Regions from separate parts of the Mus musculus genome. Here regions 2 and 3 are each linked to region 1. The links are chromatin loops, found by intact Hi-C in ENCODE. Cell type or tissue: left cerebral cortex. All regions are shown on one strand. Each heading gives the region's core, and the rest is flanking DNA. Links, peaks and the distances in the headings are about the cores only.

Evidence for each region. Peaks named below come from ENCODE experiments on the same cell type or tissue, not always from the same donor. Only the 100,000 strongest peaks of a DNase experiment are listed, where the experiment ranks them.
Region 2: a loop joins it to region 1, with 7 times the contacts of the local background. A loop is called at or near these places in 2 of 42 quality-filtered maps.
Region 3: a loop joins it to region 1, with 2.2 times the contacts of the local background. A loop is called at or near these places in 2 of 42 quality-filtered maps.

Annotation. Positions count from the first base shown.
Region 1 is chr3:136,035,991-136,046,466 of GRCm38, forward strand. No RefSeq gene overlaps it. Among named protein-coding and RNA genes, the nearest start is that of Gm31243, 140 kb to the left of the region's middle. In left cerebral cortex, for the core only: no CTCF peak of the experiment used is centred there; DNase peaks (open chromatin) are centred at 3,668, 4,264 and 4,750; H3K27ac peaks cover 1,950 bases.
Region 2 is chr3:135,966,878-135,977,353 of GRCm38, forward strand. It overlaps the pseudogene Gm16500. Among named protein-coding and RNA genes, the nearest start is that of Gm31243, 70 kb to the left of the region's middle. In left cerebral cortex, for the core only: no CTCF peak of the experiment used is centred there; DNase peaks (open chromatin) are centred at 3,541, 4,681, 4,946, 5,661 and 1 more place; H3K27ac peaks cover 3,358 bases.
Region 3 is chr3:136,364,558-136,375,033 of GRCm38, forward strand. No RefSeq gene overlaps it. Among named protein-coding and RNA genes, the nearest start is that of Bank1, 44 kb to the left of the region's middle. In left cerebral cortex, for the core only: no CTCF peak of the experiment used is centred there; DNase peaks (open chromatin) are centred at 5,171, 5,528 and 6,449; H3K4me3 peaks cover 686 bases; H3K27ac peaks cover 1,233 bases.

The sequences.
Region 1 (10,476 bases), core at 1,774-6,773:
GACTCTCTTCAAGATTCATGCAAAGACACCACAGGCAAAATGCTTGAGCTATATGGAGAGCCCTTTGGAGTGCAGTCTTGAAAAGCTGATTTAAAGTTGCTGACACTCCATGGTCTTCAGAGTGAGCCAGCTGTTCTCTGGGCTGGAGAAGTGTCAGTGTGGGATATTTTCTAAATTCCTTTCTGCCAACTTTGGTAGCAGCAAATGTCTTTCCTGATGTCTGGAAATGTTGGAGAAATGACTTAAGAATTTACCTAGCAACACAGTATTTGAAAATAAGAAGAAAGAATCTTTCTTTGAAGTAAAGGTAAAATTGCATACAATTACCTAGACCCTTCAGAGGCAGAGAGGAGAGTTTAAAGTAGCAGCGCACCCTGAAGTGGCTTCCTCATCTTCCAGGCTATTATTCAAGGAAGATGCTTTTTGGAGAGCCTTGCAAGTGAGGGAGTTGCACCGGTTCAAATAAATGCTGCTCGCTGACCAAAATCTACCAGTCTAGTGGAGCATAAAAATTACTGTTCATGCATACATATCTACTTCTTATTTATTGCTAAGGTAAGAAATATCTAGCTACCTCTACTTTTCAAAATTACTATGCAACAGATACTTTCCCCACTATTTTAATTGTTAGATCTCCCAGGGTGTTTGTATTTAAAGAGGGCATTTGACTCATTTTGATCTTTGTCCTTTCTTGTGGTTTTATTGTTTGTTTATTTATTTAAATTTCCTTAGAACCTCACAGTTACATTACAGTGTCTGCGATATAAATAACTTTCCCAGTACTTTTTCTTTCTCAACCCTGTGTCTCATTTTTTCTTTTCCTACCTCCCTTCCCTGCATCGTAGACTCATTGCTCTTCCTCCTTTCTCTGGCCCCTTCGCCTCTGTCACATCAGTAACCCTAAGGCCCCTCCCTCTGTCACTGGTGCCTCTCCTGGGTTACCCTCAGGAAGAATAGGGTTTTGCTCATCACCTACAAGTACCTGCCCTTGTCCTCTCTCCTTTCTTAAAGGGCAGGTCCGGCTCCTTCTATCTAAATTGCAGATTCACAAAGAAACTCAAAAGAAGCACTGCATGATTTTTACTGAGGATTTCAGGGACTGATCTGGTTTTGTTGATCTGTTAAAGGAGGTGAATATCTGAGCAGATTGGGAATTAGCATTTTTTTGTTTGTTTTGTTGTTGTTGTTGTTGTTGAAACTCTCATTTAAGCTTAGGGAGTTAAAAGCTGATTTTAAAAGTTGAAATGAGTCTCATCTTCTGGTTCCTTTGGTGCTGATTTCAGCGTGTGACCTCTGCAGACTCCTAGCAAGTGTCACATTTCTCTCTGCTTTCCTGCCCCTGTGTTGTGGAGCTGTGGGGGCTGCTGTGGGGGCCTTGGGATTCCTGCTTTGTCATCCTCTATGCTCTCGAAGGTTCTCTCCATAGAACAGGCACTTGCTTATTATCTCTGCTTACATGATGCTCTCTAAAGAAATCTCACCCTCAACATCTGTCCAAACTGTAGCTCTGTAGCTCTGTTCTTTCACTGTTCACAAAGAAAAGAAGTCATGCAGGTGATACTAGAGGGTGGTTTTGAGCAAAGAATATAGCACAAGGACGGGGAGTGAATTAGGAAACCCTGGAGTCTGTTGATGTCTGGCAAAATGTGGCTAAGGAAGATTTGCTTTGCATAGGCTCCAGAGTGAGTTCACAATTGTGGGCAAGTCTTAATGCAGACTTAAGCTAATAGCTATGATAACATGATTTCGATTTGAGCAGCACTACTTTCTGAAGCCAAGGCTATAAAGATGAAATTGATTTCAAAATGCACACTTAAACCTTTCCTTTCAACACTAGAACACACAAAATGTGGAAGGTTAGAATTAACTAAGAGAATTAATTTCCTTAGAAAATGGTTACATCTGTTAGAAACCTGTTCATTTTTTATCCCGGTAACTTTGTGTCAGTGTCAGTAGGACAAGTGTGACTTTGGGCTAAAGAAAGCCATAGATAAGGTTACAGAAGGAAGGCCAAGAAAAGTGATCCTCTATTTGAAATGGTTTGCAGGGAAGGAACAACAGTTCAAACAGGAAATTAAAAATTGGAAATCAGGTATGCTATGTTGTAAAAGAGAAAAATGGTAGTTATTACTCTGCTGTTCATAGTCAATATCAAGTTTACAGTGTCTAGCTATTATTTGTTTTCTACAAGGAAGATGGGCTAGGATGACACTGAAGTTAGGTTGATAGCAGTTTAGGGCTTCCTGGAGGTGACAGAGTGAGAAATGCAGGGGACTTACTGGATAGGACATTTGTGGACAGCAGAGGTGGACACAGGCTGGTAGGAGCCTTACTGGATGGGACATCTGTGGACAGCAGAGGTAGACACAGGCTGGCAGGGGCGGGGTCTAGATTGCACTGCATGTCTGGCACCTAAGAAAAGAGGCGCAAGGAAGAACGGTGAGGCTGGAAGAGTTGAAGACTTCAGTGCCTCCTCTCCAGAGGTCTTAATGAGGTTCTGAGACCACTCAGCTACTCAGAACAAAGCTTACCCCTTGAAGAAATCCTACACTGGGAGAGGGTAGCCTGGCTACAGCTCTCACACAGTGCTCAGGTCTTGGTTGGGAGCAACAGGTAGGCAGAACTTCAGTGTAAGTGGCGCTGTGGATTCCAAAGTTCATTCATTACTTTTCCCAAAGCTGGCCACCCCCATGGAAAGGGCAATCTAAGTAGTTCCTCCCTATGTCTCTCTTATGTTATATGATGAGAGCTGTGCTAGTTAAGACTACTATAATAGTATTTCATAATCAGATGGGTTCAGAAACAACAAAGCCTTACTCCTCGTTGTTTTGTGAGGCTAAAATGTCTAAGATCAATGTACATTCAGAGTCTAATGGGGTTCTGGTTTTCTTGCTGGGCTGTCTTGCTGTGTTCCATTTGTATTGATAGGCAAAGGGTCTCTCTGGTGTCATTGGTGATAGCCGTGACCGTCTAGATAAACAGCCACTCCAGACTTCTACGTGTTAATGCCATTTTCTTTGGATCAACACATGAAGTTTAGAACTGGGAGACCAACATTCTGAGCAACTACTATTTGAATTCTGGCAGCTTCATTCTTTGTCAGGCAGGTTCACAGGTGTTTGCTTTTGTTTCTGTATTGAAGCCTAAGGATTTTAGCAAATATTTCTTTAAGCTTCATCCATTTATAACTCTGTAACTAGCATATATACCCAAACCACTCTGCTCATTTACGCAGTCTTTTTCATAAGTGATTTGAAGAAATTTGTCTGAGAATTGTGAGTAGTTACTGTCCCGCGGCTCGGGTTGTGCAAAACATGTGCTATTTATAATTGATTTTCCCTAATGTGTTTATTAAATCTTTGTCTCAAAGTATGTCAAGCATATGCTGCTAACAATGTAGTGAATCATTTTGTATTTCTACAATAAGGGGCAGTTAAAAAGTACCCAGTATCCAGCCTATTTCAAAGGACCTTGGGTGGGCAAGAGATTGACTATCAGTCCTGAGTGGGAAGAATGGTCGTCCTCCCAAAGATTATGATAGAATGCACCAGTTCCAATCACATCCCATCTGGAAGAAGTGTCTGAAGGCTCACAGGCTCTGCTTTCCATCTAAGCACACCCCGGACCACATGTCTGAGGGGGTGCTCAGCCAGCAGACACCCACAAGTTTCATCTGGTGCTAAAAAAAAAAAAATGGCAGATCAGAAAGCTTGGAGTGCAAGGCTGAAATAAGTTGCCCTGAACTGACTCTTGGGCTCTGTTCCTTGCTGCAGTTAGGACGCATGGGGACGGGATGTTTTCGCGTTAAAGTTGAAAAACTCTGAGAAGGCATTGGGAAAGTAGCTCAAGTATCACCATGGCATCTTTCTAAGAATTAAAAATTGTGCACTAGGAACAGTTTTAAGGAAAAAAAATGATGAAAGAAACTGACTTTGAAATAACTACTTTGAATAAACTCTACCTAAATAAGCTGAGCACCGAGTCTCTTGTTCACTTGAGCCAGCCCTTCCATCCTTCATCTCAGAATCAAATCTGGGTACACTTAATTTGTCTAGACTCTTTTCTTAGAATTTCCTTAAAAAGAGTTGATTGTTCTCTTCTGTAGAGAGATAAGGCTGCTTCCAGAAGATGAAAATGCATGGGTTAAAATAAATGATCATGAACATCGAAGTCATTTAAATTTCTTTAAATTTTGTACTGGAGTTGAGTGAGGTAACACAGGCACAAAAAATTAAACACCGAATGTTCTCCCTCAAAGTGGCTCCCAGCTTGAATCCATAAGTGAGCATGTGTAACTAGGAATTCTGTAGGAGAAGGAACTGGAAAGGAGCCCCTGAAGAGAGCTTGTCTTAACAGAGGGGATAGTGAATGTAGTGATTACATAAGCAGAAAGGGGGGTTCAGAGCAGGTGGGAAGGTTTAAAAACTGAAAGTGTGTAGGAAAAGGGGGATGAGGGAAGGAGGAAGGGTTAACCAAAATGACAGGAGAATGAAAAACATCCTTATATAATCTTATAACCAAACAAAGCCAAAACGAAATGAGCAAGCAGATTTGGAAGTGACATATCCTTCAGGATTGGAAAATAATTCTTGAAGCTATGGATTACTAAGCAAAAGCTCCAATGATAGGTGTTGGATAAATTCTTAAGGGTTATTATTGACTGATGTTGGTTGTAGGTGCCGTAGTACAGAGAGAAGCTCACCAAGATGCTAAGCCATCACTTTGCGAAGGAGCAGAGGGGTATAGCCTTTCAGGTTAGACTAATACCCAGCTAGCTCACTCCAGCTACTTGATTCAAACATCATACAAGGTTAATTGGGGCTGGGGAAGGTTCCAGCTACCAAAGTTGTCTTGCCCTTGCTGCCCATGAGAGCAGACACCACACACAAATTTCAGTTCTTTTTGACCATGGCTAGCCATAACGAAAAGTAAGAACTCCAGGTTTGCCAGGAGTGGGTTAGGTCTGAGATTAATACAGCTTCAAGCTCTCCTGTAGCTCCAAGTGCAGACCTTCCGGAGAGACAACATTTCTTCAAAGTTTGCACAGCCTCATAACAATTTCTTAGCCTCTACTGAATGATCCAAACTTAGCAAAGACTTTGGTGAAACATTTAACCCAAAGCCAGACATAAGGCTTTGCTCTACATATCACTACAGGTTATTGGTCAGATTATAAGACCCTACTGCTGAAGAAACCATATGTCTTGGTTGCATGATATAGAGAAAAAGCTGGAATGAACTAGAAGCCTCTTCCCTGCTAGCCTTCTTTTTATTTTAAAATAATATATCACTATTAGTTTTTTAATGAGAATAAATAGATAAAGTCTTTTTGTTTGTTTGTTTTGTTTTTAGTAGAGCTTAAAATATTGGCTCTTAATGTGGTACAAACACAAAATAAGAACAGTTTTTGGACATGGGAGTTTATTGTAATAAGGCTGTACTTGAATGTTCCTCACATCAAAGGATTTTACCTCCATAGTAGATAAGAGTTGACAGTTCTGCTGCACCAAGGAATGAATTGTAGGCATGATTTTTGGATACAGATTTCCTGCTATGGTCAAACCTATTTGACTTGAGTGATTGTCATCATTCTCAGCCCTCAGGGAGCAGGTTGCATTCATTGAAGAAATGGTATGTGTATTAAGATGGTATATCCATGAAGTCATTCATCAACTGTTTAAATGAACAATGGTTCTGCTTGGAGGGTGGCACAGACATTAGGTGAGGGTAAGATTCTGGTTCATTGGCTATGATGATTTTGAAAAGCACTCATCTCAGAATACGAGTAACTTATAAAGTCCTCTTCTTCAAAATTGATACAATAATTATAAATATCAAGCAAGGCCTTCAGTCTCATGCTTTGCTGTTGTCTTACAAGGCACCTCCCAAATTAATTGTCTACATTGCTCTTGGCTGTATAAATAATTTTGAAATACGTAAGCTGTTCTGAAAACCATAGTATAGTGTACAAACGTCAAATAATCAATCCTACTAATAGAGAGGCTGAGATAGGAGAAGCATGATTTCAAGACCATCCTGTTGCACACAGAAAGACCCTTTCATGTACAAACAAGCAGAAAGTGCATATGGATTGTACAATATAGGACTTATTTCTCCCATTACCAAATTAGAGGGACCATGGGATGACAGCTGGCAAATTTCTAATTCTTCATATTTTTGACTTTCAATCGATTAGGATATGTTGGTAATATTAATTTTCATATTACAAGATATTAAGGAAAAGTGATTGTTACTTCCTGTTAATTTTCTTGTTAGAGGTGGAATTATGTTTGAGTGGGTTTGTTTAAAGATTACTTTCTTGATTTTTCTAGGGTGTAGTTTCCTTCCTTGTGTTGGTGTTTTCCATCTATTATCCTTTGAAGGGCTGGATTTGTGAAAAGATATTCTGTAAATTTGGTTTTGTCATAGAATATCTTGTTTTCTCTGACTATGGTGATTGAGAGTTTTGCTGGGTATAGTAGTTTGGGCTGGCATTTGTGTTTTCTTAGGGTCTGTATGACATCTGTCCAGGATCTTCTGGCTTTCATAGTCTCTGGTGAGAAGTCTGGTGTAATTCTAATAGGCCTGCCTTCATATGTTACTTGACCTTTTCCCCTTACTGCTTTTAAAATTCTTTCTTTGTTTAGTGCACTTGGTGTTTTGGTTATTATGTGACAGGAGGAATTTCTTTTCTGGTCGAGTCTATTTGAAGTTCTGTAGACTTCTTGTATGTTCATGGGCACCTCTTTCTTTAGGTTAGGGAAGTTTTCTTTTATAATTTGTTGAAGATATTTACTGGCCATTTAAGTTGGGAATCTTCACTCTCTTCTATACCTATTATTCTTAGGTTTGATCTTCTCATTGTGTCCTGGATGTTTTGAGTTAGGAGCTTTTTGTCTTTTGCATTTTCTTTCACTGTTGTGTCAATGTTTTCTATGGTATTTTCTGCACCTGAGATTCTCACTTCTATCTCTTGTATTCTGTTGGTGATGCTTGCATCTATGACTTCTGATCTCTTTCCTAGGTTTTCTAACTCCAGGGTTGTCTCCCTTTGTGATTTCTTTATTTTTTTCCAGTTCCATTTTTTTTTTATCCTGGATGGTTCTGTTCCTTTCCTTTGCCTGTTTGATTGTGTTTTCCTGTAACTCTTTGTGTTTCCTCTTTAAGGACTTCTAGCTTTTTACCTATTTTCTCCTGTATTTCTTTAAGGGAGTAATTTATGTCCATCAAGTCCTCTATCATCATCATAAGAAGTGATTTTAGATCTGAATCTTGCTTTTCTGGTGTGTTGGGGTATCCAGGACTTGCTATGGTTGGAGAATTGGGTTCTGATGATGCCAAGTAACCTTGGTTTCTGTTGCTTATGTTCTTATGCTTGCCTCCCGCCATCTGGTTATCTCTAGTACTACCTGCTCTGGCTATATCTGACTGAAACCTGTTTTTTCCTATGATCCTGCTTGTGTCAGAACTCCTCTGAGTCAAGCTGTCTCTGTGATCCTGTGATTCTGAGATCCTGTGATTCTGAGATCCTGGGATCCTAAGATCCTGGGTGTGTCAGAGCTCCTGGGAGTCAAGCTGCCTCTGGGACCTTGAGATCCTGGTGTGACGAAGCTCCTGGGATCCTGTGATCCTGGCCATGTTAGAGTGCCTGGGATTGGAGCTGCTTGTGTCCAAGGTCTGCTCATGGCGCCAGCCCAGACAGACCAGAAGGAACCTGCGCCACTGGTTTGGCGGAGTTTCTGCATGCCTGGATCTCACCGGTCCCAGTAACTCCCTGTGTTGGGGACAGATGTTGTGTTCTCCTCACCTCTGATCCTTTGATCCTGGGCATGTTGGAGCACCTGGGAGTGGAGCTGCCTCTGGGTGTTATCCCTGCTAGCTTTCATAGTGCTGCAAAGTGATATGACTACTGCTGGGAAAGAACTCTGTGAACTATAGGATAGCCTTGCCAGGCAAGATGTTTGTCCACTCGTGCAATAGTGGCACAGTTGTTATGGGAACAACCAACTTATCAGTAATTGAAGTTGAGGCCCAAGTCACAGGGAAGAGTCCATATCTGACACTGAAAACTCAAAGCTCATTCGGGCACTTCAATCTGTTGTTTAGCTAAATTGGCATAGTGTTGAACTTCCTTCTAAATATATGCTTATAAATATATGCTTATTTGTTTATATCCATAAACAAAATACATTTTCAGTCTTAGAGATGTCACTCTTTCCAGTGAACCATGACAAATGCAGAGATTTATGGTGTTAAGAAAAAGTGATGGTGGAGTTCCAAACCTTAAAGTATCACATTCATACCATACCTTCTCTGTGTCTCAGGGAATGCTGAAGAAGAAAGTGTGGAAATATTACCAAAGCTAGAAGATAGCAAGAAGGGCTGGGAAAACCTCAACATTTGCGCTATACACAGCTATTGTGACTAAGAACTTTTAAGAACTGGAGATGACTGTATTGGGTTTACTGAAGAATGGGTCCATCAAGAGCCAGACAAGGATTGAAGAGGAGCTCACGGGGTCCTACACTTCACTATTTGCCTATTTATTATAGTTTCAGGGAAAGGGAAGTTGTTAATTTCAGTTATGTATCCACTGGATACATAATGGATAGTCTCAACCCAATGGCCCCAGAGATCTTCCTTTTTGAACTAAATTGGTCACAAAACAACAATCATGAATCTGAAAAAGGGTCAGGAAGTGAGAGGGAGGTTGATAGGTGTGGAAGGGAGCATCAGACTGGTGGTGGTGGGAAAGAGGTCTCAGGATGTGTTAGATACATGTATAAAATTCTCAATCAACTTAATGTTAAAGATGGCTTAAGAAAGTTCGCTCTTTCTCAAAACATACCTTGAGACTTGATTCCAAGGACCTATGGTAACATATGGGAGCACAGAATCATTTATTTAGTTGCTGCTGTTGCTGCTTTTTATCCACATATTTCTAAATCAGGTCGCCACCAAGTCTGCAGGTCAAGATCCCTGTCCATTTGTTCTTTTCACTACATGAGGGAATCTTGTCCCTCATGTTGTTGCTGAGGGCCTGTGTTCATTATAACAATTCCATCAGGAGCATGTTTAGAACATGACATCATTAGATACACAGCAATGGACAACTCCTCAGTAGTTGTCTGGGAGTATGTGCTAAGGTTTATCTGGATTGTTGGATATTAAGAAGAAACTGGGTTTACTGTTATCCCATAAAGGTGCCACTTGCAAGGTTCCACTCTGATTGTGACCTTAGGTAGCCACACAGTCTGCTATTTAGTTGTCCAATGGCATTAAAGACAGATCACTTCCATATTTAACAAGATGTCTTGTACAGCGGGAAAGTCTGAGCATTTCTTGCACTTGGAAGCTCTTACAGCACAAGTAGCATGAGTCAGTTGTCCACTAGAGCTATGCAAAGATGCTGCTTATTTGAAATGGTAGTCTCTAATGGAGATAATGAAAATATAATGTTGGTAATATTGAGCTGATTCTTGACAACAGCCACTGTAAAAGTAGGTCTTTGTTTTACATTCTTACCAAATCTCTAAATTGAGGCCATGTTTTCTATGTCGTCTTCAAGTCTCCTCTTGGCACTGTGGCGGAATTGTGCATATTTAAAGACTGGTATTTTGGAACTGTGCAAACCACATAAGTGTTTTTTTCCTACAAGTTATTTCTGTTAGTTGCCTCCTTTACTTGCAAGTTGACTATAAATGTCATAAAGTTTATGTCCTATATAAATTGCTTTAATTATGTTGGGTTTATGTAACTGCTTTGTGCTTGTAGGGGCTAAATGTATAAATGCATTTTCTTCTATAAACTCTAGAAGTTTGCTGAATGTCATAGTAAATAAATATAACCCTATTTATATGAAAGTGTTTATTCTCACTGGTTTAAAGTCCAAATCATGGAGATTGTTGTCACCGCATGATGACACTACATTTTAGTAATTAATAGAGAGGGATATGCCAGTGTTCTCATCAAAGGAATCCCATATGGGAAGCATCATTCTTAGATTTCTAGTTTACTAACATAAGAATCCTTCCTTCCGTCTCCTCTGCCCTACAGAAACAAACAGAGCCCAGATGCTACAAAGAGTGTGTGGGATCAATCTATATTCTTACATGAACATTTGTTATGGCCAACTCTAATATAAGACCAAGAGATGTTTTTAGCTGTTTCTACCCAATTGCTAAGTTGAGTGGCAGTACCAGAAATAAATGTTAAAAAAAATTGAAACGACTCAGTAGTTAATTTGTAATGAAAGTCCCAGTAGAAGATTAAAACACCAGCAAAAAAAACCTCTAACACTTTCCCCCAATATCCTGCAGTCAAATTTGACTTGGCTAAATAAAATATAACAGAACCCAAAGGCAGTCCAAAAATCTAATCATTGTTCACTTTAAGTATATTGATGGATGTCTGGTCACCTAACAAGAAAACTGTGTGCTGTGTTAGCTCTATTATAGCTGTGACTGAATACCTGTG
Region 2 (10,476 bases), core at 2,448-7,447, 68 kb before region 1:
ATGAGACATAAAACTTTTCCATCACTCCTAAAAGGTATGTATGTCATAGTAGCTAATTTCCTCTATAATCTCCAAAACTGTGGCAGTTGCTTAGCTATGCTATCTTGACCAATGTGGAATGGAATCCTATAACAATTGCATGCCTTTGGCTTCCTCTGTTTCCCAGAATGCTCTCAAGTTTGGTGTAGATAATTACATATGTAAAGAGCTGGTTTTCTTTTTTAAATTTCCCCCTGGCTAGGTCATTATTGTGTGGACTCACTATTGTTTTTCCAATTAGTGAATATTTGAGCATGTCTTATGAATAAATATGCTTTGACACACACTCTGCTTCCTTCTTTAATTAATCTTAGAACAAGCAGGATTTTGGTACCATAGAGCATTGGCAAGATTAATTCCATCTGAAGCTGCTTTCTAAAAGCAATACCATGGTGTACCACTCTGCCAGCTTATGAAAACACTAGTTGTTTTGCATTTTAGTTACTGTCATGGCCGTTTATTTACTTAGCATGTTTATTGGTGAATTTAAACTTTTTACCACTCTAGTAGCTATGGAGTGGTTTATCATTCTAATTTAATTAAGGGCCTTTTCCTCTCTTAATCTCAGCATAGGATAGAGTCAGATGACTATCTTTATTATCTACTAGCCAACTGTGTTATAATGTTCATCACCATGGATCTCCACGCCCCCCACGCCCCAGGATTATTGTGTAGGTGCTTCTGTACCCCAGAGGATACTGGAAGGGATTCTCCGACTTGGGATAATGGGGGGTCCCCAAAATACGATTACTCCTACTTCATTCATCCTCTAGTGAGTGTTTCTCTCATAGATGAGAAGGCTAAGGCTGAGTGAGCTTGGATAAGTTGCCCAAGCACTAAGAACTGATAAGCAGAGGTTCTAGAACCCAAGGCCAAGTTTTGTGGCTGTAAACATGAATTTACACTTACTCTGAAGTTTGGCTGATAAAATGTTTTGAGATCCCTCTGTTTCAAAAGCTGAACAACATCTCTTGAAAGTCTTATTTCCCAAACCTGGGGTGTGACACTGTGATCTTAGCTCACATGAAGTTGAGGCAGGAGGATTACTAAATTGGAGGTCTGGGCTACATAGTAACTTACAGGTTAGCCTGGGCTTCTGAGCGAGACCCCCAGCTCAAAACCAACAATTACCATAAAAAAAAAGCAAAATACTAAAATGCACATAAATCCTAATTTTTAAAGCCTTTGATATATTTATGAATTTCCTGGACTGTTGTACTCCCTGTGGTACATCTTGTTGTCGTAGCTAGTCTTGAATCAATAAGTTGAAATTTACTCCATAGTCACAGTTATGGTCAGTACCATGTCAAACAACTCTGATGGGATGTGTGACTCTCAGTAAATGGTACCTAAGGTGTTTGGATGGGGTAAGTACAGGATGTTGTGATGGAGCTTTATGTACCCCAAGTGTTCCTGAATGCATACACTGTACCTAAGTAGGTCAATCACACTCTTGTTCCCTTCCCAAAGATGCAGAATTTGCTTTAATGCTCATCCTGTAGTAATTAGCATAGAGCACTTGTATTTTAACCTTATGTTCTCTAACCAAACCTAGCTCCATCTAGATTGTTGTTGTTATTATTTTTAAAATATTTATTTTTAATCTTTTTTTTTTTACAGTCCAGTCCTTATCCCCTTCCGGTTCACCCTCTGACAGTTCCTCATCCAGTTCTTCGTCCCCTCCAAATGCCCCTCCCCTATGTCCACCCCCCACCCCACCCCCACCCCATGAGGCCTCTCTCCACTTCCTGGGGCTTCAAGTCTCTTGAGAGTTAGGTGCATTTTCTCTCACTGGAGCCAGACCAGGCAGTTGTATATGTGTCAGGGGTCACAGACCAGCTCATGCATGCTGCCTGGTTTGTGGCTCAGTGTCTGAGAGATCTCAGGGGTCTGGGTTAGTTGAGACTGCTGGTCTTCTTATTGGATCTCTCTCCTCAGCATCTTCCAGCCTTTCCCTAATTCAACCACAGGGGTCCCCAATTTTTGTCCACTGGTTGGGTGTAATATCTGTGTCTGCCTCAGTCATCTGCTTGTTGGACCTCTCGGAGGACAGCTATGCTATGATCCTGTGTGTAAGCACACCATAGCATCAGTAGTAGTGTCAGGCCTTGGAGCCTCCCTTTGAGATGGATTCCCCAGTTGGACCAGTCACTGGACCTCCTTGCCTTCAGTCTCTTCTCCATTTTTGTCCCTGCAGTTCTTTTAGACAGGAACAATTCTGGGTCAGAGTTTTTGACTTTGGGATGGCAACTCTGTCCTTCCACTTGATTCCTTGTCTTTCTACTGGAGGTGGGCTCTACAAGTTCCCTCTTCCCACTGTTGGGCATTTCATCTAAGGTCCCTCCCTTCTCCCTTTGAGTCCTGAGAATCTCTCACCCCCCAGGTCTCTGGTACATTTTAGAGGATTCCCCCCACCTCCTTCCTCCTGCAGTTGAATATTTCCATTCATTCTGCTGGCCCTTGGAGCTTCCCTCCTTAGATTGTTTTTATTATAGGTCAATGATTATTACTCTAAAGGACTAGGGGTGGCTGACATGTGGCACTGATCTGAACTCACTGATTTACTCTACTTTTGAGTTGCATCAGGATTTGAGGACTTAGCATCATTTCCCTCCTATTCAGTTTCACTAGGAATTCATTTTCTGCTGTCAGCAAAAAGTTCAATAGCCATATTCTATAATATCTGCTGAAATCTTTGCTATTCTTTGATAATTTGTTCACAATAGCATTCTTTTAAATGAAACTTATTTAATTATGCAGAGACAACCTCTTGGGGGCAACAAGCAAGAGATCGTTTCTGACATATGCATATTTTTGGCATGGATTACTGGCAACAGATGAAATTGCAGTTTATTAAGTTTAAAACCAGAGGACATGGTTATGCAAATGCTAAGCTGATGAATTTGAGCATACTTTTGATTATTTGGAGAGTTCTTTAAGTATAAAGAGCAGCCAAAGAGGACAAATAGAGAGTAGTAATATTTAAATGTCTAGGCCTGGCAGGATTGCTCAGTGATGGAGCATGTGTTTAACCCTCGCAGGTTCCAAGTTTAATTCCCAGTACCAAATAAATAAATAAATAAATAAATAAATAAACGCTAAACATGAAAACTTAATGTTCTCTTTTCTTTTGTCTTTCCAAGACTTCTGTCCTATTTTCCCCCAAGTATTCAACTTCCCGGGGGAATAGGAAGGGTGAGTGGGCAGAGAGTAAAATCTCTTAGGGGAGGAAATAGCAAGAATAGATCAAGAAGAACTTCAGCCTTCTTAACACCACCATAGATTCCTGGGGCAGGGTCATAGTCCTGGGAATCTGTCTTAAGAAGAGTGTCCTGATTTCCTTTAGAGCTGCCTCTGCCCACCCACAGCCAGATGCAGAGGTTTCAGGGATGCTGCGGATGTCAGGGGGATGGAACAGCCTGCCATGAAAGATTGCTAGAGAGGGAATCCCAAGAGATGTATGAGAAGGAAATGGAAAAGCATTTATGTTAACATACTGAAGATCAACTCTGTGGTTGCTTCTCTCTCTATATAAGAACATTTAACTATGTATGTGTGCCAACTCTTTTCATCCTCTGTGGACCCATGAGGCAAATTTATGCCTCATTTCCATTTTGCATTTGGGGAAAACTGGTACAAAAGAGACACTCAGAAACTCATCAAAGATCATACCTAATAGGCAGCAGGGCTGACTGGGTTTTGTTTTGTTTTGTTTTGGATTTTTTTTTTGTCTCTAGTAGCTCTAAAGGAGAAAGGTTATGGATATAACATGGGTGGGCAAGGGCTGGCAGCTTCTCTGCTTGAGACCTGTTCAGAATGATGAAATAGCAGTGAACATCACTGTTACTAACAGTAGGCTTGACCATCATAGTAGTTACCCCAGTATGGTCAGAATGTTCCTGGCAGTGGAGTGTGGGCTAGAGATAGCATTGCAGACTCCTATTCTGCAGCAGTTTGAAGGGTTCTTCTCAGAGAGTTGGAACTCATGACTTTACCACAGGAAAGAATTTAAGGTTTAGCCAGTAAGAGGCAGAGATAGAGTTTAGTAGAAAGTTATTTTAATGTAGATTTAATCATAGTGATAAGAAGACTGTAGCCCAGGAAAGGGAAGGGGAGACAGATTGTCTTTTAAGAGCCAACTATCCACTTTTGGTAGGCTCCGAAGTTGTATCTTAAAGGACTGTCATGGTTTTGAGATCATCAGGTGGCTTCTAAGGTGCACTCACTGGATTAGATCACAGCTGATCACAAGGGTTGTATAAAAAGTAAGGCTGCTTTTCTGTAAAGTTAATAGTCTTTTTTTTTTTTTTTAAATGAGATCTCCTAGAAGGAATCTGGTATAAGGGTAAGACCATACTTAATATTATACATGGCTGGGCTTAAGCATGATTCATTGCTATCTTAACATTCTTTATCTGAAACTATCTCTACATAAAAGGAATATTATCTCTACACGGGAAACCTTCACTTCAAATTTTGGTAACTGCGCAGGATTCCTTGACTCCCACAAGATCCCTACCAGACACTTAAGCAGACTCAGGAGTGAGGGTTCCTTTCCCTTCCAAAGTATCCTTAATTTCCCTATCTTTCTATCCTGTGTCAAAAAGAGACAGACCATATGGAATCAGCTTCCTGAGCTGCCTCCAAAGCTGAAGGTGAGATGCTACACTGAGGCTTCGCAGCTGGGGAATGGAAGCCCACCTGACCCCAGCCCAGAAAGGAAGCTCTGACGACTATGAAGAAAACCTGGTCAGTGGCACGGTGGCAAGTCAAGGTTATACTAACCTGAACTTGGTATGGCAAGACAGACTATACAAAAACCCTAAGTCTCATGGACACGAAGTGAAGTTATGCATCCTCACAGCAGGGAAGAGATACCCAGGAGCCTCAGGTTGCCATGGAGATCTGGGCAAGCAGAACACATCACATCTTCTTAAAAGCATCACAAACCATAGCCTCCACTCCACCACACAGTGTAATGTGTCATTTACAGAGGAACAGGCAGGGAGAGGGCTGCCAGAAGCAGTAGTTTATCTTTTCTGAGAGAATATTTCCCCCGATGAAGTTGGAACTATTGGAGGAGATTAAGGAGACTAAGTGTTAATTGAATTTCGTTCATTTGTTTCTTCCGTTAACTAGTGTAGTTGAGACTAACACAGAGGGCCAGGGAAAGTGCAGGAAGAACGCTCATTTTCTTTTCAGTCTGAGTTACAGTGGGAGTTAAAGTTTATAAGCCTGCTACAAAGAATGGCTCCGCAGAACAGAAAATATAACGAGAGGGAACAAATGTTGTCAATCGTATAGAAAAATGAAAAGAAACCATATGTAAAATAGCCAGGAAAATTAAAGGGAGGAGATGGAATTACCCAAGACCAGCAGAAGAGGGCCTGACATCTTCATGGTGTCTACTTACATGGGAAGCTCACTTAACACCAGAGACTTTGTAAGACACTTAATGCCAGTGCTCCCTAGCTGTTACAGAAATATATGTAGTTGTTGAAAGGAAAAACAAAAACCCAAATACAGTGAGTAGGATGGGGAAAGAAATGACAGCTACAGAGGGAGAATAACAATTTCTGTGTCTCAGTGGGCTGTTCCAGGGCCACCCACACCTTCATTTGTCAGATTGTACTGTTCTTTCTCCCCATGGTACTCCCTCCCGGCTCTGGTCTGGAGGGTGGTGGGTGGAGGGAGAACAGAGTATGGCTATCCCCCCACCCTTCCCAGCTCTCCAACTACCTCAGCTTATTTCACCCTTGCCTGAACACGCCCACAGCCTCACTGTGCAAAAGCCCCTTGCACGTTGACTTAGACAACTGTGAAGGCTTCCTGACTGATTCTGTTCCCTGATCCGTGTCATGTGTCTTGGCCAGAGCCATCACCCCAAAACCTGGGTGTTGCAGTTCCATCCTCCCACACACCTTCATAGTCTCCACTTTGAGATGGAGCTTGTAGGCAAGGCTCTTCAGAAGATTGTAGGAGCTTTTCTACCTCCTATCCCAAGGGTTATTTTTTGAAGCTTTGTAGCGACTATACAGCACCCTAATTTGCTTTTATAGAATCTATTATTTTGATCATTCACCAATCAAGACATAGAGATAGTTTTCTTAGTTAGGGTTACTAACAAAACACCATGACTAAAAAGCAAGTTGTGGAGTCAATGGTTGTTTGTTTGTTTGTTTGTTTGTTTTCCTCCTTTTTTCTTTTCTTTTGGTTTGGCTTACACTTCCATATCTTCTACACTGCTGCTCACCACTGAAGGAAATCCGAACTGGAACTCAAGCCCAGTAGCATCCTACAGGGGTGCTGCTTCCTGGCTTGCTTCCCCCTATTTTGTTCAGCCTGCTTTCTTATAGAACTCAGGACTGCCGGGCCAGCGATAACATCATGCATGAAGGGCTGGGCCCTCCCCCACTGATGACTAACTGAAAGAAGGTTTTATAGCTCCATCTTATGGAAGTATTTCCTCAGCTGAGGCTTGTTCTTCTCTGATAACTCTAATTTGTGTCAAATTGCCAAAAAAGGGGGGAGGGCAACACAATTGTGAAATAGGAAAGAGAAAAAATATAATGAACATAGTCACATGATAAGGCCTGGTGCTATCAAGTGGGACCTCACAAGTATCATAGTATCATGCTAAAAACAGCTGTATCTATGGTCCCTAGAAAAGAGGCTTAAGACTTTTTCTCTGGGACTGATTAGATGGAGAAAGGCACTTGCTAAGGAATTAAATTTGAGCTTCAGACCCTATACAGTGGAAGGTGAGAACCTTCTCTGGCAAGTTGTTCTCTGATCTCTACAACTATACTGTGACACACACACACACACACACACACACACACACACACACACACACAAACACCCACACCCCATATTTAAAACAACCCAATAGGCCATTACAAATGTACAAGGGACAGGCTAGCCAAAAGAAGGATGTCTTTGCTAGTCTTCATGTGTGCTAATAAAAAGAAAGATAGAAATACTGGGTTGAGAGTAGACAGGTGAAACACACACACTCGACTCTTCAGTGTTCTTGAAAGGTAATTTATATATAATAAGTCTGTCAGCTTTAGGTGCACACTTCAATGAGCTTAACAATGAGCCACCTACATAACCACCGCCCCATCATGCAGAACGCTCCATCACCCTGAGCTACATTCCTGCCCCTCAGAACCTAATTTCTTTTCTCTCAAGCACTGATCTGTATCTATCACTCCAGTTTTGCCCTTTCTACCATTTGTTTGGTCAGAATCTTATTCTCTATATTCTTGTATGCTGGGTATCTTTCCCTTGCTGTGATCTTATTGACACCAGAGAACATAGTTTTATGTTAGTCGACAGAAGCTGCATCAGGGATTATAAAAAAAAAAAAAAACAAAAAACCTTGGGATTTTCTTTAGATTTGTAAGACTCAGAAAGTGATGAATTAATTTCTAGGTTTGATGCTTATTTTTGGTGAAGTTGTGGTCAAGTTAAACAACTTTTTTCTTTTTTGAGGATTGCTTTTTTTTTTTAAGCCACTAAAATAGAGGCAAAAAAATAAAATGTTATGAATGTTTTACTAATTATTTGGCTTTAAAATGAAAATATTAGAGTGTGGAGTCTGCAACTCATATCTCAATAACTGTTCTTGCCAGCACAAGTACATGTACCGATTTACCCGTATTCTCTGGTTTAATTACTAGTGCTTCCTTCTTATACCCATACCGAGTCTCCGTTTTAAAGGTAAATTACATTGAGACTCCAGTTTCTTCCTCTGCCTCTACAATAGAATACTCAAAATAATGATGGTACAGGATGAGGCTGTGTCATAGCTTCCTCAAAGCAGGTGGTCCATTAACTAACAGTTGACTAATGAGATGTGTGCTAGTGGGTTTTGTAGACCTGATACAAATCTAGACATACTGGGGAAGAGAAAAACTTAACTGACAGAAAGCCTCCCTAAGATTGTGCTGTAGTTAAGTCTGTGGTGAAGATATTACCTTGGTTAATATTTGACTTGGGGGGACCCTTCCGACGGTAGGGCAGTGCAATCTCTGCCTGGGCAGGTAGTCCTCGGTACTGTAAGGAAGCAGGCTAAGTGAGCTGTGTGGAGGAAGCCGATACACAGTGTTCCTCCATGGCTTCTGCTTCAGTTCCTTCTCTGACTTTTCTTAGTGAAAGAGTGTGGTCTGAGGGTCATAAGCAAAACAAACCCGTTCCTCTCCAAGTTGCTTTTGGTCATGATATTTTAACAGAGAAATAGAAATCTTTACTAGGATAAGATGTAAGACTGAATAAGTGAATCTGGGGAAATATCCTGATGGGTGGGGCTGTGTCTTTCTCTTTGTTTTCTTACTTCCTCTGGCTGAAGTGGGGCCATGGTGGTCAGAGTCATAGAGGCCATAAGGGGAGTTTCATGATGGGATCCATTTGAGCAGTCAGTAGATAGAAGTCTTCAATTTTAATTAATAAAGAAGCTTTTATTTACCATTGAAGTTAGTCTGATTTTACCTTTTGTTGTCAAACTTCTACAACGAACATATCAATCTCTACTCTCAAGTAACACTGAAGCCGTGAAGTCCTAGAGTGCTCAGCACAAAGTGTTCTCTAGCTAAGTATCACAAGAAACTTTTTTTTGTTGTCAGTAAAATATAGTGAAGTATAAATATTCTTTATTATATTTCTGTTCTTCAAGTACAGGACATATTTATGTTCTGCCTGCAAGGTAGAAGATTGGATTTTATGAGCATCTGAGGGTGTCTAGACTAATGAGTTTGTAATTTGAAGACTCGGGAAGCTTGGTCATAAAATAAAATGAGACAAGAGATTCTTCTCTGTATAACTGCCACCTAATCACCAGCTCTTCACTCACAACTGTAAATTGAAGTCGCTTCGTGTCTTCTAAGAGATAGAGAAAAGGATTTAAAATGAAATCTCCTTTCTGGAACCTTAAGAGGGATATTGTTCAGCCAGGCAGCGGTGGCACATGCCTTTAATCCCAGCACTTGGGAGGCAGAGGCAGGTGGATTTCTGAGTCTGAAGACAGCATGGTCTACAGAGTGAGTTCCAGAACAGTCAGGGCTATACAGAAAAACCCTGTCATGAAAAACCAACCAACCAACCAAAAAAAAAGTAAACAAACCCAAAAACCAAAAATAAATAAATAAATAAACAGGGATATTGTTCAAGTTTTGTTTAGCTGTTCTTTCATCAAGGTACAGAGGTTTTGTGGTTGTTGTTGTTGATTTTGTTTTGATTTACTAATTACAGGGCAGGAGTTTCTCTCTCTCTCTCTCTCTCTCTCTCTCTCTCTCTCTCTCTCTCTTTCTTTCTCTCTCTTTCTCTCTTTCTCTCTCTCTCTCTCTCTTTCTTTCTTTCTTTCTTTCTTTCTTTCTTTCTTTCTTTCTTTCTCTCTTTTTTCCTTTCTTCTTTCTTTCTGCATTTGAATTTCCTCTCTAACCTCTTGGCATTTCTCTAGGGCCACTGCTTGATACAGGGGTGAAGACAGTTAAAAAAAAAAAGGCTTACTAGATCACCTGTATCACTGCTGCCTTAGGACAGCCATGGGGTTTGTTGTATCCTATGTGTTACTGGACTGAGTGCTCTCCTGTGGGCCATTACAGCAGGTCAGTCCCTGAGTCCCTTTCAGATTACTACCTACATGATCCCTATTTCTTTCTAGAAGCTGAATTATATACATAAGATGATAAAATTCTGCTTAGGAATCCCATGATCCATAGCTCCAACTCTCCAGTGCCCCTGTCTTGTCTTATTTCTGTGCCTTTGCTCATTTAATTTCAGACAGAATATCACTATCTCAGTTTATCTCTCTGTGTAAGAGGAGAGTCTTTGCATCTTTATAATGAAAGAACTAGGAGCCGAATGGCTTGGAAACAACAGAAATTTCTCAAGGTTGTAAAGGCTGAGATATCCAAGATGATGTGTATTTTTAGAAGATTTGACAGTTGATGGGAGCCTGCTTCCCAATTCCCGGTCGTGATTCTTCTTACTTGGTCCTAACACGGTAGAAAGCACAGGACATCTCTATGCTGTTTCCTTTATAGGGACACTAATCCTATTCATAGGGCTCCATTCTGGTGACTGAAGACTTTAAGGACTGAGTGACTAGACCAGTAGTTCGCAACATTTTTTAAAAATTTTTTTTATTGGTTATTTTCCTCATTTACATTTCCAATGCTATTCCAAAAGTCCCCCATACCCTCCCCCCCACTCCCCTACCCACCCATTCCCACTTCTTGGCCCTGGCTTTCCCCTGTACTGAGGCATATAAAGTTTGCATGACCAATGGGCCTCTCTTTCCACTGATGGCCAGCTAGGCCACCTTCTGATACATATGCAGCTAGAGACAAGAGCTCCGGGGGGTACTGGTTAGTTCATATTGTTGTTTCACCTATAGGGTTGCAGAACCCTTTAGCTCCTTGGATACATTCTCTA
Region 3 (10,476 bases), core at 3,196-8,195, 330 kb after region 1:
AGAGAGAGAGAGAGAGAGAGAGACTTGACTTAGCGTGGACTATTATAATTTCAAAGCTCATTCCTAGTGACACACCTTCTTCAACAAGATCACATCTCTTAATTCTTCCCAAATATTTCTACTACCAGGTGACTAAGCATTCAAAATGTAAGCCAATTCTCATCTAAACCACCCATCACAGGGTCTCTTAGTTCCCACCTAGAGTCAGAGGAAATTTCTCTGATGATGGACAGGTGAGACACTGATCATGAGTAGAGCAGAATATTGTTAGGAGTTATTTTGTTGCTAGGTTCCTATAACAAAACAGTAGTATTTGGTTTCTCCTGGGCCCATTACCTATCTAGTCTTAGGTGCTTGTCCAGTCCACCCAGGCAGTGTCTGAAATACATTCCATCTCATGGAGATACCTTAAATACAATCAACTAAAGGGTGGTTACTCCTACAACATCTGGGCCACTATTGTATTGGAGTATCATCCAGGTAGGTCACCATTGTAGACTGCAGAGTTTGTACTTGGGTTAGTGACTACACTTCTCCCCTGATAGTGTACAGTGTACCTTATAATACAATGAACACTACTCAGTAGAAAATGTTAATAAGGTACCAGCACAAATTCTCTGTATTCCATGAGGTATGTAAGTATTGTCTTCATCCACAGGGCCTTACATATGCTTGTAGAGAGCAAACAATAAGCAAATAACATTATATTGCATAAATATAGCATTTGTTTTATCCATTCATCTGTTGATGGACATCTGGTCTGTTTCCAATTTCTGGTTATTATAAGTAGAGCAGCAGTGAACATTGATGAGTAGGTATCTCTGAATACATATATTGCCAGCTTCCTGGGGAATCACCACACTGATTTCCATGATGGCTGTTCATGTTTGCACTCCCATCCTCAGTGGATGAGTGTTTCCCTCTTCCCACATCCTCACCAGCACAAACCATCATTTTTTTGTATTAATGTTGGTCACTCTGACCAGATTTCTCTAAACATTTTATTGTGAGATAGAGACTCAGGGCACACTAAATGAAGGTTACAATGGCCTTCGCTCATTCAGACAAATAAAGCCTTATTTTATACCAGCTATGTGGACTAGGTCTGCTACCTCAACCCCTCTATGTCTCAGAACTCTGTGGCAAATAAGTCAGTTACAAGACTTGCTCTCCTAGCTCTCTCCGCAGACCTGTGTTTATTGTCTTGCCCTGCAGAGTAACGCAAGGAGCCTATTGGGAGATGGTCCTCCGGAACTCTTGTTCATGCATCTATTTCGAGTAGACCACTGGGGGCACTATTTATTATTCAAACAGTGATCTCTTTATGATGAAGTTCAAGAGAAAACTTAGCCTGTTGTTAGGAGCAAGAACAGATATCTGCTATTGCCCCCCGGAAATAAAAATGCTGTTGTATAAACAACAAGGTCACTTTCTGGTAGTTTCAGAAAATTAGGGCACGATTTTAGGCCTAATTTAGGTTGCGGATAGGCTCTCAAAGTTTTCATGATCATCCTGTTTCTTTTCCTTCATGCTGGTGTTTTATTCATCTTTCATGAGGTTCCGATGTCTGCCTTCATTTCTATTTTATGTACCACTGTAAGTCACAGTCCTGCCTTGGAAGAGAGTTGATAGTGAATATCAGTTGTCTTATTGTAAGCATGTTACTTTATCAGCATTCAATGGTCAATCACATTTTCCCTTAGGGAATATAATATATGCTAGGCTTTTTCAACTAGTAAAATAATGATATAGTTTCAGTATCTTCTAAGAACAGCCCTATAGTGAGAAAATGGAATGTCATAGATGTGGGGACTTGCCCTAAAATTTTACCTCCTTGTTTGATTCAATCATTTTAGCCTTCTTAGTTGCCTATACAATAGTTCTTAGAAAGACTGATTTGGGATGTCCAGTGGTGAAGAACTTTGGGTCATTCCATGTACACAGTTGACTAACTAACTAGAAAGCTGGAAATTGCTGGGATCCCATTTTATGGCACTTTCAGAAAGAAACCAGTAAATCTTATCAAATAAACTGCACAATAGGCTAAAAGCCTGAATTTTAAAAATTAAATTTAGGACATATTTGAATGAAGTATATGGAAAACAATTACAGAATGTCTAAGCAGACATAGCCTTCTCGGGTACGTGGAGAATGTTACCAAGAAGGAGAAATAGAGAGACTCAACCCTGCCAGACAGAAAAAAAAAGTGTAGGAAGAAAGGCATAAGACATTTTATGAAGAAAAATAAAAACAATTTCTTAAAACCATAAACCTTTGTACAAAGATGTGAGGGAAGCAGAAACCTCACACCATTTTCTTCATGGGAAGAAAGAGTATGCTAGAGGATTCTATGAATAGCAAAACAGAAATTCAGGAAAGATGAAGAGCAGCAGAAGCAGATGGCACTGTAATCTACCGGAGCAGAGATCAGAAAATGCAAACACAATAGGCTTAGGCACCCTGCTCCACGGAGATTGGTGAGGGAGAAGCTGCAAAGAGGAAGGCTGGCAAAGCTGCGGATCCCTTTGTGAAATAGAATTCAGCAAAGTCTTTCTGGCATGTGCAATAGTGTCTGGGTTTGGTCGTTTTATATTGAATGGATCCCTGGGTGGGGCAGTCTCTGGGTGGTCTTTCCTTCAGGCTCTGCTCCAAACTTTGTAACTCCTTCCATGGGTATTTTGTTCCCCACTCTATTTGATCTTCCTTCTTCTTGAGTTTCATGCATTTTGCAAATTGTATCTTGGATATTCTAAGTTTCTGGGTTAATAACCGCTTATCAGTGAGTGCATACCATGTGTGTTATTTTGTGATTGGGTTACCTCACTCAGGATGATATCCTCCAGATGCATCCATTTGCCTAAGAATTTCATGAATTCATTGTTTTTAATTGCTGAGTAGTACTCCATTGTGTAAATGTACCACATTTTCTGTATCCATTCCTCTGTTGAGGGACATCTGGGTTCTTTCCAGCTTCTGGCTATTATAAATAAGGCTGCTATATAGAATACAGGGCCCCCAATGGAGGAGCTAGAGAAAGTACCCAAGGAGCTGAAGGAGTCTGCAACCCTATAGGTGGAACAACATTATGAACTAATCAGTATTCCCAGAGCTCATGACTCTAGCTGCATATGTAGCAGGAGATGGCCTAGTTGGCCATCAGTGGGAAGAGAGGCCCCTTGGTCTTGCAAACTTTATATGCCTCGCTACAGGGGAACGCCAGGGCCAAGAAGTGGGGGAGTGGTGGGTAGGGGAGCGGGCGGGGGGACTTTCTGGATAGCATTTGAAATGTAAATGAAGAAAATATCTAATAAAAAATTGAAAATAAAAAGAAATCAGTTAGCACATGCTAATTGATATGACCTTTTGAAATGTATCCTAAACTAACTTCTGAAAAGCACTAAGACATTGAATAAGCAGTTTCCCTTTGGAATCTGTCCTCACAAGAGAGAAATGTGTTTAAGGGTGTTTACACAAGATATTTTATTCATCTGTAAGAGAACATTAAAATAAAGGAATGTATGAAAATGTATTGTGCCTAAGCTCAAAGCATGGTCATGATGGAAAATCAAGTCAAAATATAATATGCTGATATAAATCCTGATTTATATGATAGTATGAACAGTGTGATCTAACCATGGAGAAACAGGAAATCTGGCTTCTGCTTGGAAATGATGAGAGAATTAGAAAGAGTCAGCTTGGACTTTGTACTTATATTTAGAACATTTTATTGAGATCTATGTGGCATGAGAGGTTGTGGATTTGTATTTAATACAGTTTGGAAATGAAGATCCAGCAAACCAGTTACAACGATTTTCTGTGCTGTATACCCAGGACACGCCACCAAAAGTTTTCTCTGTCATCTCTAAGATTATTAGGTTTGGTCTCTTGTTACTTAGTCCAGATACTGGGAGATTATCAATGCTTCTCTCCTTTTATTTTTATGGAGAAATTATACTATTCTCAAATTTTAAAAAATGAAAAAGAAGTTCTGGATAGGGGCTTTTAAATGGAGATGTGATGTGGAAAAGAGGAAGCTGTCGATACTTCACAAGAAAAAGTGGCAATAATAAATCTGTATAGATCAAATATTTACCACCCAGATACTCCGGCCCAGATATTTCATAACTCAGAATGTTTCCCCATATTTATAAAGATAATAAGATGTGTTTATCTCAGAAGCTTTATGTGAAGTTCAAAGGCATTACACCAAAGATTGTATTTCAGCAAGAAAAACAACACAGTATTGCCCAACACAAACAAAACATGACTTCTCTTTTTTTACTTTTCGTTCTCTTTTTTGCATTTTATTTTATTGTTTATTTTTTATACTCCACATTTCATTCCCTGCCCCTCCACATCCACCCTCCATCTGCTCCACATCCCACACCTCCACCCCACCCCACCCCGTCTCCACATGGATGCCCCATTCTGACCCCACCTGACCACTAAACTCCCTGGAACCTTCAGTCTCTTGAGGGTTAGGTGCAGCATCTCTGAATGAACACAGACCTGGAAGTCCTTTACTGTGTGTGTGTTAGGGGTCTCATATCAGCTAGTGTATGCTGTCTGTTTGGTGGTACAGTGTTTGAGAGATCTTGAGGGTCCAGATTAATTGAAATTGCTGGTCCTCCTACAGGATGGCCCTTCTCTTCAGCTTCTTTCAGCCTTCCCTAATTCAACAACAGTGGTCACCTGCTTCTGTCCATTGGTTGGGTGTAAATATTTGCATCTGATGTCACTGAAGCTGGTGGGGAGATGGAAGAAGTGGGGTAAATGGGACAGAGACACCAGACACGGGAGTTATGCACAGTCCTGGAGACATTGCAGCACCATATGAGGCACAGGAGTTATCCACAGTCACCGGGACATCAGCAGCTCGAAGGTGAGAGGAAGGGTACTGGGTGAGAGAAACCGGGAACCAGCAAAGTTTCTTCATCTGCTTCAAGGGATTGCTGTGTCGAAGTGGCATTGCTCTGGTTTGCCATAGTTCAGAGTGACGACGAGGCCAGGAATGATTTCTGTTCCACCCGTGGCTATATTTCAATATTGTGTGGCAGTTTCTCATCTTAATTAGCCTCTGATTGGAGGACAGCTTGGCTGAAACTCACCCAGGAGGCTCGTGGGCAACCCACTTACACCCCTGCATCCCAGCGGATGCCACTCACAGATGGCCAATTTCCCCCACGGAGTGATTATTTTCATCATCGGTGAATAAAGTCCAGGGATTTTATTATGAAACCTTTGTCCTGAAGTAACTTGCTCAGAAGCACACAGTAAGTACAAAATCTCTCAGTAAAGCTTCAGCTCTTTTTTTTCTCCTACCAAACAGCTCATTTATCCTTAAAAGAGAGTAGGCACAACGGAAATACGCTGTAATAAAATCAACTAGGTTCTAAGAGCACTTTGTATTTTATTCCTTTAAAAATGTTTTCCTCTGTCTAGGTCTCCTTTGAATCAACAATATAAAAGCAAATCAATGCTCCTCAGCTGACATTCAGTACATCCCACGCTGGTAACGTGGGGGATGGATGAGTGCAGGGGCGTACTCACAGTGCGGAAAGTGAGCATAAAGTGTGAGCTGTCCGCATAAGACTGAAGAGACATCACTGTCACTTCCTGGTGAAGTTCCAAACCTGTCCTTCGGATCAGTATCGCTTTACATATGACTTGGTGTTTAATGAAGCCTCGGGAAAAGATCAGAGACAGACCATTCAGTCTAAAAGGAGGAGCCATCAGGCAGACGCTATAAGTATTCCTATTCATTCTTCTACAGTCGAAGTGTTTTCAGATTCCTAGAACATTGTGAGTTTTTCCTGCTTTTCTTTATTATTATTATTATATATTTTCTTTATTTATATTTCAAATGCTATCCCGAAAGTTCCCTATACACTCCCCCGCCCTGCTCCCCTTTTCAAAACATCCAAAAGAACACTTTATAAAATTACAACTGCAAAATACGATTTACACTGAGTGACGGTAACATCAGTTACGTAATTTAGGCTAATCTTGAGGAACGCTAGGCTACACTTGTTTGTTTTTTAAGGACTATTAGGAGACTAGACAGAATCTATCATAGTTTAGACATGTCTTGAGACAATTCCACTGCTCAAACTCCTGCTTATTTAATTCTGTAGGGGTTCTTTCATACCTCCCACTTTTCCTGATCTGTCTCAAAATGTTGTGATGGCAGAAGTAGGGAAACAATGATAATTTTATGGAGAATTTATTTTATTTTATTTTGTTTTATTTTATTGAAAATAGATTTTATTTTGGTATATTCTGGTTATAGTCTCCCCGCTACTCCCCCAAGTTGCTCCCCATTCACATTGACATCCTTTCTGTGTCAGAAAACAAATCAGCATTTAAGGAATCATAATAAAATAAGATTAAAAAAATAGGAATCCGACCAAACATCCAACCACAAAGAGACTGCAGGAAAAGCACAAGGCATGCATATAGATGCAGTGACACTCCCACTCACACACACAGGACTCCTACCAAAAACACAAAAGTGGAAGCCTTAATATATACACAAAGGACATCTATGGAAGTAAAACAAACAACAACATGGAGAAATCTGCCTGGTGGTCAACTGAAAGCCTCATCCCTTCTGCATATTGTTCATAATGACAGAAGGAGTCATGGATGCTGCCAGAAAGGAGATCCCCAGTCACACATGGCTATGGATTGCAAGCTGCAGCAATAACCTGCCTGGCCATATGTGTCCGTAAGTGCAATAGTGGCACGCATGTTAGAAAAGTAGTCAACGACTTTTGAAAATATTGGATTAAGGTCTTAATTATGGAATGGAACACATACTTGACTGTGTCTAGAAAGGTCAATGCCATTAAGGGGGAGTCTACTACTACTATTCTGTTACATGGATATAACAATATAAAGGTTCCTAATCATACATTATACCCATAAAGCATCAACCATCATTCAGCTTTGATAAGAAAAGCATTTTCTTGCAGTAAACAGCAATGAACACCAAGACTTAGGAGTGCTCAGCTATAAATGGGTGCCTACAACATACCCCGCTTCCACCTCAAGGCTCATGGATCTATGTTGAAATGTGTATGAGAGTCAGAGGTGATGGATGGCTCCATGGAAACAGTGTCTTCTAGATACAACATGGTGGATACACATATGAAGTCACAGGAACAGTGACAATATGAACGAAACCAATCTACCCAAACTCAAGCTATATAAAATGGCAGCCTGGAGGAGGAAACAGGGGGATAAAGTCAGACCCCTAGGTGAGGAACTTTGATATTTTATTGCTGCTGGAAGAGCACAAGTCAGTTTTGTTCAATAGAGTATCACCTGGCTTACACCACACTCCAAGACACGCTCCATGCCCACAAGTAGGACAACGCAAACTAGACTTGAGGGACCAGACTGTGGGATGTGTGTGTGTGTGTGTGTGTGTGTGTGTGTGCTGAGAGAAAGAGAGTACATGAAGTTGGATAGGTAGAGATGTGAAGGAGCATCCAGGATAACTGGAGGGATTAGGATGAATATGATCAAACTATATTGTATTAAAATTTCAAAGAATAATAAAGTCATCATTTTATAAAGCGATATGTGTGGTTGTAAGTTTCTGATTCTTATACTTGGGAGGTGGACAGAGAAAACTATCTGGGGCTCATTAGCTAGCAAGTTTCAGATCACTGATTGAACCTGTGTCACAGGCACTTGTGCACATACACACCTCCCCCAGTCCCCACCCCCACATATACACACACGTAAAGACGTGAATAATAACTGAGGAATATTATCAGAGGTTGTTCTTCTGGCTTTCACATGCACACATTTGCAAGAGTAAATGTGTGCCTCAACACGTGTGTACCTGCACATACATGAACTATACACATTTTTACACATATGTGTGTGTGCATACACATGCACACAAACATATTCATATCCCTCTCACTCCATAAATCTTATTCCATTAATGGCTAGAAAAATGTGGATGAAAAATCTCTACTTTATGTCTCTGGATTTCTCAAAACATCTTTGATCCCTATCTCGTCAGCAGACTTTAATTTTTACAGGGAGTGGGCTTCTCTTTGCATGTGACAGAGGAGAATGGGTACAGAGTTCTCTGGATTAGACTGCCTCTCAAAGCTGCAATAGGGTGGAGTTTGTCATCGAAATCAAAATTTATGGAGAACCGGGGTTATAGCTCACTGTACAGCATATGCTTGCTATGCGTGATACTTGGATTTTAATACACAGAATTATAAGTAAATAGATTAATAAAATTTTGCATATGATTAACTGTCCTAAGAACTATAATCAGAATTAAAATGGATGGACTATGAAAGGGGATGTCACTTAGATCATTTAATATATACTCTAGAATGAATCTATACATTCTCCTACAAACAAACTCATTCTGCTTTCAGTACAAGCAGTTCCAGGGATGAACTCACCTGATGTTATACAACTGATGCTCAAGATGGTCCATAATGCTGCCCATGCCTGACACTCAGGTTCTGTTGTTAGCCTTACCCTTGAACATAGAGGTAGAAACTGATGGTGTCTAGCAACTTGGCAGCAACAAAGTTGGGTCTGCTGCATCCATAATGATATCACGAGTTTATAATGTGCCTTTAACCAGTCTTTTATTAATTGCTTTCTTGATTCATACAACTTATTGAGAATACAACTTACTGGTTGTAGAGGGATCCTTTCTCACACTGTGATAATACAGCTCAGTTAGGAGCTGTTTTAAAATAGAGGTTCATTCATTTTCATTCCCATTTAGTCCTTAGACACAATGGTGGATTTCATAAAGACATGTTCGTGTGTGTGTGTGTGTGTGTGTGTGTGTGTGTGTGTGTGTGTGTGTCACTGTATTGTCACTTCTAGCCATTCCCTTCTCCATCTATCTCTCTATTATCATATTAAAGAAAACATGTATTATTACTTGCTTTTCTGAATCTGACCTAATTCCCTTTATATGATGTTCTCTTGTATTACATATTTTCTTGTAAGTGATATAACGACATTAGACCTTATGGCTAAGAATACTTATTTATGTATAGGTGTTAGACTTTCTTTATCCTCTCATCTACTCATTAGAGGCTATTGTGAATGCTTAGGCTATTGTGGATGGTGCTCTAGGAAGTATAGTGATACAGGTGTCTCCATAGTCCTCTGACTTAGAATCCATGAGGCATATTCTGAGGACTATTACAGCTGGATTACATAGGAGCTCAAGTGTTAATTTTGGGGAAACACACATACTGATTCTCCCAGTGGCTGATTTCCTACATCCCCACCAGCAGTTTCTAAGGCTCTCTTTTGTCCACATGCTCCTTAATAGTTGTTATTTGCTTTCTTAGTGATAACTATTCTAAGTGGAGAGAATGGACTTTCAATGTCTGTTTTATTAGTATGTCCACAATGTTAATTTTATGTAATTCCATTTGTCATTTCTGGGGATTCTTTTTAGAGATATTAGCACTTCCTTCGGCAGTCTATGCATGTCTTGATAGGCTATCTCTGTGTATTCCTTTAACAGTTTTGGAGATTTGAGTCCTACAATATGGTCTTTCATCCACTTGGACCTGAGTTTTTTATATGATGAGAGTTAGGGATCTATTTTATCCTCCTACATGCGAATGTGTAGTTTTCCCTGCAACATTTGATAAAGTGTTTTCTCTCTAATGCATGTTTTTGGCTTCTTTGTCAAAATTTTGGTGGCTGTAACTATATGGGTTTATTTTGGTGTCATCTATCTATTCATCTGATCTCTGCATGTGTTGTTGTGAGGGCAAAATATTGTTTTTTTTACTATGGCTCTGTGGTTGAAGTTGGAATCAGGCACTGTGATACCTTGAGCTTTGTTCTTTTGTTCTTTTGTCTGTAAATATCTAGGTTATTTGGGTCTGTGTGACTTCTACAAAAATTTTAGGACTGTTCTATTCTGTTTTATTCATTACACACATATATATGGATATATATCCTACATATATAAGTCCATATATATATATATATATATATATATATATATATATATATATATATATATATGGAATTTACAGAAATGATTCTTGCAAGCTAACCCAACAATAGCTAGCTGTGAACAAAAAGTCCAAGATTTTGTAGTAGTTGCTCAGTCCCACAAATCAGAGAGTCTCATCTCAACTTCTGTATATGCTGGAATCCTGAAGAAATAAGTTTCATCCAATATCATTGAAGGAATTGCTGGCAAGGCAAGGGCAAGTAGGCAAAGAGTGAAAGCTTCCTTCTCCTATGTCCTTATAGAGACTTTGAGCAGAAGATGGGACTCATATTAAAGGTGTATCTTCCTGCCCCAAGATGTGTATTAAAGATCTGTGTCTTTTAGCCTTAAGATCAAAGGTATCTGTGCTACTACCTCAAAGGTCCAGACTAGACATAGATTCACCCACTTCAAATCAAGCAGAAAATCTCCTATGGGTGTGTCCTTCATTTCTGGATTGA